2 separate regions of the Homo sapiens genome follow, and region 2 is linked to region 1. A link is an interaction called in ENCODE POLR2A ChIA-PET data of the cell type or tissue named here. Cell type or tissue: A673. All regions are shown on one strand. Each heading gives the region's core, and the rest is flanking DNA. Links, peaks and the distances in the headings are about the cores only.

Evidence for each region. ChIA-PET counts read pairs that join two places held together with the same protein. Peaks named below come from ENCODE experiments on the same cell type or tissue, not always from the same donor. Only the 100,000 strongest peaks of a DNase experiment are listed, where the experiment ranks them.
Region 2: POLR2A ChIA-PET joins it to region 1 with 5 read pairs; 1 of 35 experiments calls an interaction of 5 or more read pairs at or near these places.

What each region holds. Positions count from the first base shown.
Region 1 is chr10:125,544,874-125,550,246 of GRCh38, reverse strand. No RefSeq gene overlaps it. Among named protein-coding and RNA genes, the nearest start is that of TEX36-AS1, 27 kb to the left of the region's middle. RefSeq lists an enhancer at 4,545-5,045. In A673, for the core only: a CTCF peak has its summit at 3,017; a DNase peak (open chromatin) is centred at 2,836.
Region 2 is chr10:125,022,213-125,027,585 of GRCh38, reverse strand. All of the region lies in intron 3 of CTBP2 (C-terminal binding protein 2), which reads left to right. Among named protein-coding and RNA genes, the nearest start is that of MIR4296, 8.0 kb to the left of the region's middle. RefSeq lists an enhancer at 216-758. In A673, for the core only: no CTCF peak of the experiment used is centred there; a DNase peak (open chromatin) is centred at 2,945; H3K4me3 peaks cover 825 bases; H3K27ac peaks cover 2,887 bases.

The DNA.
Region 1 (5,373 bases), core at 220-5,219:
TCCCTGCTTCCATTATAAAAATGCTTTCTGAGAATTAATCTAGAATCACATAAACAAGATTTCTTCCTCTGAAAATAAATTTTGTTTCTAAGTCATTTACACTGTTTTTCCAAAGGCTTTATAAATACATTTATTTGTTCATTTTTATTTAAATCCTGAGACACGTGCCTCTCAAGATCAGTCGGAGTAGAAAGTTCGGTGAGGACCGGGCAGTTTACATGGCTGTGTGGGAAGTGCTAAGTGTGTCTGGAACACATTAGGGACACATGAGGCTGTGCTCACCACATGCCTGTCAGCTCAGAAGATCAAAGAGGAAGCTCTGCCATGCATTTAGTGTGTTCCTTGAACGGAGTTCTTGTTGCAGATTACAAAAACGGCCATAATTTGTTTAACTTCCTCTATCTGCCCCTTGGATAGTCCCCTCCCACACTGGCTCTGCACTGGCCTTATGTCTTACGTGGCTCCTGGGACATTAGCAAACAAGCCACCAAAGGCTTTAAAAAGTGTTCACACATTGGGGCTGGCTCTCTTGCTGCCCTGGGAAGCTGGGTTCATGAGAGCACATGGCTCAGCCATTCGTGTTGCCCGTAGCCATCAACTACCAGACAGGTGGGTGAGACCAGTCAGCCTCCACTTGATTCCTAGCTGACCATGAGTGGGTAGTGTCTCGCTGAGATCATCAGAAGGGCGTCCATCTGCGTCCAGCCCAAACTGCTTACCTATAGCATTGGAAGTGAAAGAAATGGAGATCTTAGGACACTCTGGGAGTGCTTTGTTATGTGGCAAAAGTGAATCAATTCAATATTCACCCTCAGTCTCTCCACCTATAAGATGGCGGGAAGTTGCCTCCTTCCTAGGTTTCTTGAAGCTTAAATGAGTCCTGGCCCAAAGTAGGTGCTCCAAATTTGTTCCATCCCTTTTCTGCAAAAGATGAGATACAGTGTGCAGTTGGTTGAATTACTGGCCCCAGTTCTTCCCCCCTCTCTACCAGCACATCCTTGCCACGACCCTTTTAAGGGAGTGCTCCTGTCCTTTCACCTTGGACTTGGCTCTTGTTAACGATATCTGGGCAGAAGTGGCAGCGACTGGTTTTGAGCCTACACCTTAGGCGACCTGGAGGGTTTCCATGAGCCCTCGAGTGCTTCCTGCTATTTTCATCAGAAGCACATGCCCTGGAGAGGCCCCTGGCTGCAGAAGCAGGATGAGAGCCATGTACTGGTAGAGCTGCTGCCAAAGTTTCCCCAACCAGAGCAGTTTGGAGTATAGCTCAGCCTAGATCGGTTGATGCCAGCTGCCCCACACATTGCTGAGAATGCTTCATTGTTGTTTTAAGCCACCAAGTTTTGTGGGGGAGTTTGTTACCCGGCATCATTGTGGCAATGGCTAACTGATACAGACAGGGTTTCAACTCACTGCCCACATGTGAAAGTCTTTGGTCTGGACAACTCCTACAAATATTTGGAAACAAGGCCAAAGGAGAGAGGGTATAGCAAGGGTTGGTCCCCTCAAGTTAACCATTGCAGAGTGCTCTGTTGGGAGCAGCACAGTGGAGAATGATAAGCCTTTCTACAACTTAGGGACAATCGGCATGTCTCTGGTGCTGTTAAATACTCTATGCATTAGCCTTTGTAACCCTCAAAGCAGTACCAAGAGGCAGGTACAGGAATCATACCTGCTCCCTGAGTCAGGAAACAAGCTGAGTGAGATTGAGAAACACAGCCCAGGGCTCTGGGAACAGGGCTCTTGAAGTGCAAGATCCAACCCACGGTCAGTGTCTCACACTCAGCCACAATTTAGCAGCCCAGTTCTACTTGGTAACACCAAAATCCCCCGGGTTTTCAGCTATTGCCGGACTGGGGTAGTGCTTTGTGCTTATTGTAAAGGCTCACAACACTGTTGCCTTGAAATATAACATTTCCATTCGTGAATTGAAGAATACCATTATGCAGGAGAACATTTCTTTATGCCCAAATTCTGTATTCATGACGGGTGTTCCACAAATTGTTTCTTTTCATGAGAAACCTCTGTGCAAATGCACGGCAGAGTACCCACTTCTGTGCACACGTTGAATTTTCACAGCCGAGTTGGCTGCACCTTCAAAAAGAGCGAAGTATTGTTAGGCCGCGAGAAACTTCCATGAACAGATAGTAAGGTATGGAAAGTCACTGCAACTGAACGATAAAATTGGAACTCTGGTCCTTGTTGCATGGTTTTCTCCGATACAGATGACTCTATCAGTAGGGGATCATATCAGTTATTTGCCAAACTTGGACTCCTTTAAGAATGAAAAGGGGCTGGGAGAACAGGTGCAACTGAGACTGTTATAGGTAAACCAGGAGTGCGGTCACCCCATCCTGCTAGGAGACTCAAAAAATAACAGCAACTGACCTTTGAAAGGACTTTAGCACTTACAGAGATGCTTCCCATACTCTGTGAAGCAGTATCAGATCATCATTTTACAGATGACAAAACTAAGGCCCAGAAAATGGCATTTAAGTGGCGTGTTAAAAATCACGTGTGCAGCAAAGTGGTGATTCCAATCGAGGTTTTCTAACACCAGATCTTAGATTCTTTCTTCTGCAGGATTTTGTGTCCATCAAATCTCCCATGACTTGCACATGGAGATTACGTGATAAATATTTGTTGGAGGAATAAGTGAATGTAACAGCCAAAGAAGTAACGAGTAACACAACCGTGTTGTATCTTGTGATTTCATATAGGGCTCAGAGGTATTTTGCAATGTAAGAGAAAGGCTCTGTTCTGTTGGAACTTCTCTGAAATTGCCTAATAACTTAATTGGTCTTTAATATGAAGAGGTTCCGCCAATATCCCCTTCTTCTGTTCTTGGGTTGCTAAAAAATGAGTACTTTGTTCTTTCCGGCGTGGGAGGATTTGGTTGATCTCTGTAATCAGCAGTAGTGGGAATAATATCTTTTTATGCATTCTCTGCCTCCCCTCACCCTCTCCAGCCACCCTTTTTTCCTCCTGAGTTTGATGCTCTTCATTGTGGTTCCCCTTCTGCTCTGTGTCAGGGGGCGCTGCTACCTTTTATAAAGACCTTGGGAGGCTCCCTTTTCCCCTCCAAACTTTCCACCAAGGCAGCGTCTGCTGTAAACAATTATAAAATCAGTTAAGTGGTATCGTTCCCCAAGTGCTTCTTTCTAACATTAGTTTTCATTTCTCTGAAAAAAAAAAAATTACGCCTAAGAATTGGAGGCAGTAGGCAGTGAGGTGGTAACAGTATGTCCTACGAAAATATTTTGGCCATGGCATCTATGATAGCTTTTAATGATTGTTTTAAACAATAATCTTTTTCTAGAAATAAACTCATGACAAAGATGGAACACATGTTCTGATCTCTCCGCACTCAGCTCCTGAGGCATCCTTGGCTACCTGCTTTTTTTTTTTTTTTTTAAAAAAACAAGTCTTGTTCTTTTGCCCAGGCTGGAGTGCAATGGCACAGTCTTGGCTTATTGCAACCTCCACCTCCTAGGTTCAAGGGATTCTCCTCCCTCAGCCTCTTGAGTAGCTGGGATTACAGGCACATGCAACCATACCTGGCTAATTTTTTCTATTTTTAGTAGAGATGGGGTTTTGCCATGTTTGCCAGGCTGGTCTCGAACTCCTGACCTTGGGTGATCCAACGGCCTCGGCCTCCCAAAGTGCTAGGATTACAGGCATGAGCCACTGTGCCTGGTCGGCTACCTTCTCATTTATAATCTCCACTCATTTGCCAGACATCTGAGGGACATGCTTTGATCTTGAGAAAGATCTTTCTCTGTCCTTCAAGATGAGGTACAGGGTTACTGTCTGCTCCCACCCAATACAGCATGATAAATAATGTTCACCTCAGCAAAGAACTTGAAGCTGAGAGTCGAGTCTCTCTTAGCACTGGACAAAAGAGCCCCACCTTTGGGTTTTAGGCCATGCCCGGGGCATTATTTTGCATCATCCAAGCAGGAGGACACAGCTGCAGACCAGGCTCCTGCTGAGTGATTGTCAGTTAAACGCAGACCCTGAAGTAAAATAGAAAAAGGGGCTCCCTTACCCCCAGGGCTCTTTGGTCTTGTCCCCACAAGCTGTAGAGGACACTGTTGTACCCCTCTCAGGCCCCCAGCTGTTGTCTCTCCTGCCCACCCCTGTACCTGTGGCCCCTTTGGAGGCCCGTTCAAGGGCTACTAAAATCACTTTGCCCACAGGTCCAGGAGCCCAAAAGGCCTGACAGATTGTGTTTCCCTGGGGCTCAGAGCCAATAACTGGGTGCAGGACAATGATACCCAGTGCTAGCCTCAAGACTGAGGTGTAACTCATGCTTCAGGCTCCCCACAGGAGCAGGCTGAGGCCAAGAGCTTTCCTAAAATTGCACCCTGGTGTGGCTTCTTCCCTTTCCCTGCCCCCACTCCCACCTGTGTCCCAGGAGCATTTCCTTCACAAATCTCTTGCACAGGAATTCTTGTCTTGAAGGAACCTAACCTAAGACTCAAGTTTGCAAGAAAAGTGCTCACTAGCAGAAGGCATGTATTTCAACAGGCATCTATTCAGAAGACAGCCCCCCTTGGTTTCTCCCCAGAGCATTTGCTCAGGGAACTCTAAATAAGGGATTTCTTCTTTCAACACATATGCATGACAGGGACAGCAGCAACCTCTTAAAGAGGACAATGGTGGCACTAACCTGCAGGGAACCCACAGTTAAGCCCATTTGTTGATTCAGCCCTTGTGCGTTCATCGAGGGCATAGGGTAATTTATACTAGAAATGGTGCTCGGTGTAAGGATACAAACAGGGCTAAGACCCTCCCCAGGGTGCCACGAGTGCACAGTGGGAGAGACTAAAAAAACAACACAGAGAGACAGCACAGGCACAGAAAGCTCTGGAAGCAGGACCGTCCTGTTTTCTCCCATATCTGGCTCCTGGGCAGTAGACTGTGTGCTCCCTGCAGGCAGGGGCCATGTCTTGTGTGCCTTTGCATCCCCGGTGCCCAGCACACTGGAGACAGCCAACAGGTGTTGGCACAAAGGAGGGGTTCCCTATGTGGACAACTTGGGGCAGGGATGGGATGAGAGTGGTCAGGTAGGCTTCCTGGAGGAGCTGTTGCCTAAGGTGTGTTGGCTGTGGCTGGGTGAAGAAGAGTGAAGGAACAGTGTCCTAGTCACAGGGAACAGCATGTCACGGCCTGTCCTAGGAAGGCCCAGTCTGGCTTGAGCAATGCAGGTGGCATGGTACTCCTGTATTCGTACTAATAATATCCTACTACTGCCTTTCAGAAGGACACCCTCATACCTGTGAGACGGAGCAGCCGGGTGCAAGGCGGAAGGAGGAGCAAAGACCCCACCGAGTGTGGGGAGCCTTCAGGTTTGCGGCTGATGCTATGGAT
Region 2 (5,373 bases), core at 89-5,088, 520 kb after region 1:
GACGCTGCCCTGCCCGTGGCCGCCGAGCCCTACCTGTACCGGGAGGCCGTTTATAACTCAGTGGCTGCAAGAAAGGGGTCTACTCCTGACTTCACCTTCTACGACAGCAGACAGGCAGTGATGTCTGGTCGCAGCCCCCTGCTGCCACGGGAGTACTACAGTGATCCGTCTGGAGCTGCTAGGGTACCCAAAGAGCCTCCCCTCTATCGGGACCCAGGAGTCAGCCGGCCGGTCCCCAGCTACGGAGTGCTTGGCAGCAGAACGTCATGGGATCCAATGCAAGGCCGGTCACCTGCCCTGCAGGACGCCGGTCACCTGTACCGGGATCCTGGAGGTAAAATGATCCCTCAGGGGCGGCAGACACAGAGCAGGGCTGCATCTCCCGGGCGGTATGGACGGGAGCAGCCCGACACCAGGTATGGGGCGGAGGTGCCTGCCTACCCCCTCAGCCAGGTCTTCAGCGACATCAGCGAAAGACCCATTGACCCTGCCCCTGCCAGACAGGTGGCCCCGACGTGCCTGGTTGTGGACCCCAGTTCAGCTGCTGCCCCCGAAGGCAGCACAGGGGTGGCCCCAGGGGCCCTGAATCGTGGCTACGGGCCTGCCCGGGAAAGCATCCCATCCAAGATGGCTTACGAGACTTACGAAGCTGACCTGTCCACCTTCCAGGGTCCTGGTGGCAAGAGGACCGTGCTCCCTGAGTTCCTGGCCTTTCTGCGGGCGGAGGGGCTGGCAGAGGCCACGCTGGGAGCCCTACTGCAGCAGGGCTTTGACTCCCCGGCCGTCCTGGCTACCCTGGAGGACGCGGATATCAAGTCTGTCGCACCCAACCTGGGCCAGGCCCGTGTTCTGAGCCGCCTGGCCAATAGCTGCAGGACCGAAATGCAGCTGCGGAGGCAGGACCGGGGGGGCCCGCTGCCCCGGGCGCGGTCCAGCAGCTTCAGCCACCGAAGCGAACTGCTCCATGGTGACTTGGCTTCTCTGGGCGCTGCGGCTCCTCTGCAGACAGCATCCCCCCGAGCTGGAGACCCGGCTCGCCGTCCCTCCAGCGCACCATCTCAGCACCTCCTGGAGACGGCAGCCACCTATTCTGCCCCTGGCGTGGGCACCCATGCCCCACACTTCCCCTCCAACTCCGGGTACAGCTCTCCCACCCCTTGCGCCCTGACAGCGCGTCTGAGCCCCACGTACCCCCTGCAGGCAGGGGTGGCCTTGACTAACCCGGGCCCCTCAAACCCCCTTCACCCAGGCCCCAGAACAGCCTACTCCACGGCATACACGGTGCCCATGGAGCTGCTAAAGAGGGAGCGCAACGTGGCCGCCTCTCCGCTGCCCAGCCCTCACGGCAGCCCCCAGGTCTTGCGGAAGCCAGGTGCACCCCTGGGGCCATCCACCCTGCCGCCGGCCAGCCAGAGCCTCCACACGCCTCACTCACCGTACCAGAAGGTGGCCCGGCGCACAGGGGCACCCATCATCGTGTCCACCATGCTTGCACCAGAACCAAGTAATACATCCTCCCCGCCTGCCCTGCCTGGGGACCTGGGGGGAGCAGGGGGGTGCGGGGTTGTAGAAGTTTGAACATAGGATGGCAAGTCCTCACTCACCAGGCCACACACACACACACCACCAAACAAGAAGGACGCAGCACTGTGGCCAGTTGACACGGCTTCTCTTAAGTTAATCAGATTTGTGTGTCAGGCCAGATCTGCTGGGGCAGCAGTGCCCTCCTGTTCTTTAGTTGAGGTCGGGTTGATGTGTAGATTTCCCATTACGGTGGTAAAACTCAACTGTGTTTCTTGGAGAAAGTCGCAAGTCACTCAGAACAGACTGCAGCCTTGAGCTCACGAGGGGTGGCCCTTTCTGTAGTTCACACTAGGGAACTTTGGAGAAGGCAGGAACGTTTCATCAAATGCTGGCTGTAAAGTGTGCATCCTCCATTTAGAAGGGCGTGATCGTGTGGAAACGTACCTCTCACGGGTCCGCACGCCGTATCAGAGGCAGTGATTACCCACCGTGGAGATGAAAATGTGTGTGTTTGCATACTTGTGGGTTAAACAAAGCAAGATGTTGAAATCCCTCAGAACTCAGTTTCAAAAACAGATTTAGTCTCTCATATCAGAAAATACAGTTGGGAATTCCGCGTGCTTGAAGGGAAGGATATATTTCCAAGTCCAGGAAAGGGAGAGTGATGGTAGGTGGTTTTCTTCACAACATGTGCCAGGTGTGATTTATGGCGTGTGTTTCCTTGGACATTGTGGATGAAGTCCTAGGTGGGCGTCCTCAGAGCACCATTTACAATTTTTATTTTAACTCTAGAGTCTTGACCACAAATTTAAAATGTAAATCAGTTTTCTTCCTTTCAAACATAATTCTTTCCTCCCCGCCAGCCTCCCCTACGTCATTCAGAAAACAGAATCCTTTTCAAATGATTTTTTTTTTTCCTGAATAGCTTGTGAAAATCAGGATGAAACAATAAGATCTACCTTTTTGAAAATAGCCCTGAAGCAGCTGTAGGCGGGGACCGAGGCGCTGGACCTCACAACCCTGCAGAGACCACCTTAAGTTTCTCTGCCATCGCTGTGTGGCCCGTGTGTGCTATTAATATTACCTCCTAGAGATGACCTCCAGGCATTTTGCATTTTGTTTCCAAGTGGAGACTGAGCAACTGGCCTGATTTTCTGCTTTGTCGTATAGATTCTGATTTTGTCTCATGGATTTTTTTGAAGTCTGATCACATCATTATTTGACTTTCTCAAATACATGTGCGGCAGGAGGGACGTCAGATAATTTTTCCGAGGGCCTGTGCCTGCTCTCTCAGTCAAACATTCTTTCTTTGCAACCAACTGATTTGCATGGCGATGACATTTGTTGCTCCAGTAATTTCATCTGATAATGGCCGGGCTTGCAAAGCGGATCTGAAAACATATTCCTTAATTATGTGTTGCTAAGTGACAGGAGGGTTTGGTCATAATCACAGAAAGATTATCTCCTCACCCAAGTCGTGGAAAGGTTTTGCCGAAGGAGGAACCTGTAAGATTGCCTTTTCTTTTCTTTTCTTTTTCCTGTTTATTTTAGACTTGCCTTTTAACAAAAACATTCGCCATTATTTGGGTATGGAGTGAGGGGTATTATATAAGTTGTTTGCAGTGTGATTGCTAACACGATGTTTTACAGACCGGAGGATATTGATTTTTACTTAATTTGCGTGGCAGCGAGCCAGTGCCAGGGAAGTCTGCAGGCAGAAGCCAGCCAGCAAATCAAATGTCTCTGTTAAATGATCCACCCCATAGCTGCAGTTTCCCTCCTCATTCCTTATCGTATGCTGATTGTGGCATTATCCCCCACACCCTGTCGGGAAGGGGGCAGGGGCTGGCGTCCCTGGTAGCGCTTCAGCTGTGTACATGGCTGTACGTTTTGTACAGTAGGTTCCACAGAATCCGCAGTCACATTTGGATCTGTCGGAGCCAGCAGGGAAAGTAGACGGTGTGTGTGTGGAGGATAATGTTGACATTTCAGGAAAGCACAGGCTGGGCAGTCCCGCCGGCCTCTGGTCCAGGACGCGGCCATCTGGAAATCCAGTGTTGCTTGTTTGGGACGCCGCCAGCCTGAACGCATCTTCGTTCTGGTGCCGCCTAACTCAAGTGCTTCCCTCCCATCGGAGGGACAAGGAACGCCCTTCTGGAAGTTGACTCTCTTCTCCCCTTCGGGATGGGCGGTGTTGCACTGCTTATAGTGGGGTGGTTTGGGGTTTGGGGATTGTTTTCAGTATCTATTTTATTTTCGGATGCTTTGGCTATTTTTAATGTATGTTTGCTTTTTCTCAGTCCACGAACTACCTGCCTTATCTTGGTGGGTTTTGTGCATACACACAATAGGCTCCTATTTCTAGTCCAGTTTGCTGGCCAAGCAGTCCAGAGTGACAACGTGAGGAAGGCGTATGCTGCGGGGACCCCAGTGCGGCCCACCAGCCCCGGTGACACAGACAAATGGGGGCTCCAGGCCCGCGTGAGTGGCAGCACCTGGCAGGTGGTGGGGTCGGCTGTCGCTCTCAGGCTGACCTGGCCGGCTATGGCACAAGTCGCGGAGCCCTCCGGCGGTGGCTGCGAGCCAGCAATCTCCCCGTGTCACGTGCTGTCACCCGAGCCCTGCCTGCACCAGATGCAGCAGGGATCATCAGAAACAACGAACGAATGGGGCTGCGGCCATTTTCATATCTTTGTCTTCACAAAATACAGCCAAGCCTGCAGCCTGCACAGGGCTCAGCTCAGGACACACCCTGGGGGCAAAGTTTCAGATGTGAGAAACGCAGTCCCAGCCCAAAGAGCCACAAAAAGATCTTTCTGAGCTTTTTCCATTTTCTTCCAGCCGTTTTTCTTGATGCAACTGGATTAATGGGGGCACATGTGACCCCTGTCTAGTTGCTTAGGGTCACTGCCTGAGGACTCCAGGATGGAGGGAGGAGCGCGTGGTCTGTGTGGAGGGGCTGTTGAGGAGGCTGATGGTTGTGACAGTTACCTGTCACCAGAGCTGGTCACTCTCATGGCTTCTTTTCGTGTGGCCTCGGTTTCCAGCAACTGGAGGTGTGAACGCTGATCTCCTAGGTAGAAAGCACCTCCATCAATAATTTTAGCCCTATCAGAATCTGTATAGAGGGTCGCCGCCATCGGCCCACACCCCTGCTGCTGAGTCCTCAAGCAGCCTTGCCTCTTGTTTGAGACTCCTCTGCACCTTGAGGTCTGTCCTGGGGCAGAGGACGCACTGCTCTTGAGGGTCTTGACCCTTAAACCTTCGGCAGGCTTCCCCCATCTCAGAGCACAAGGACATTTGGGGGTGAGGTCCAGGGGCTGTGACCCCAGGCTGGCCCTGCAGACCAGCAGAGGGATGAGTCCAGCCCTTCCTGTGTGCTGGCCATGCAGTCCAGCCAGAGAGAGTTGTAAGGGAGCAAGGAAACCTCTTCCGGGCTGCCCCCAGGACCCCTGAGTCCTGGACACAGACCACTGCCCTGGGCAGAGCCCAGCGTGAGCTTAGAGGCTTGTTCACTTCTTCCTTCCTTCCTCATTGACCTGTCCCCTGCTGTTCCTTCCTTCCTTCCTCATTGACCTGTACCCCTGCTGTTCTTCCTTCTTTCCATCCTTCCTCATTGACCTGTCCCCTGCTATGTGCCAGGCCTGTGGCCAGATGTTTGGGGCTCCCAGGTGGGCAAGACCCAAGGCTTGTGTTTAGGTGCTCTCTGGTCTGGGGGCCAGGAAAGGCAATTCATAAAAGGACAGTTAACTGTGACTATGTATAGCAGGCACCAAGATGGGGCCTGTGGAGCACCTGGAGCTCCAGGGCTTCTTGGCCACTCCTATGCTTGGAAGAGCGTCCCTACAG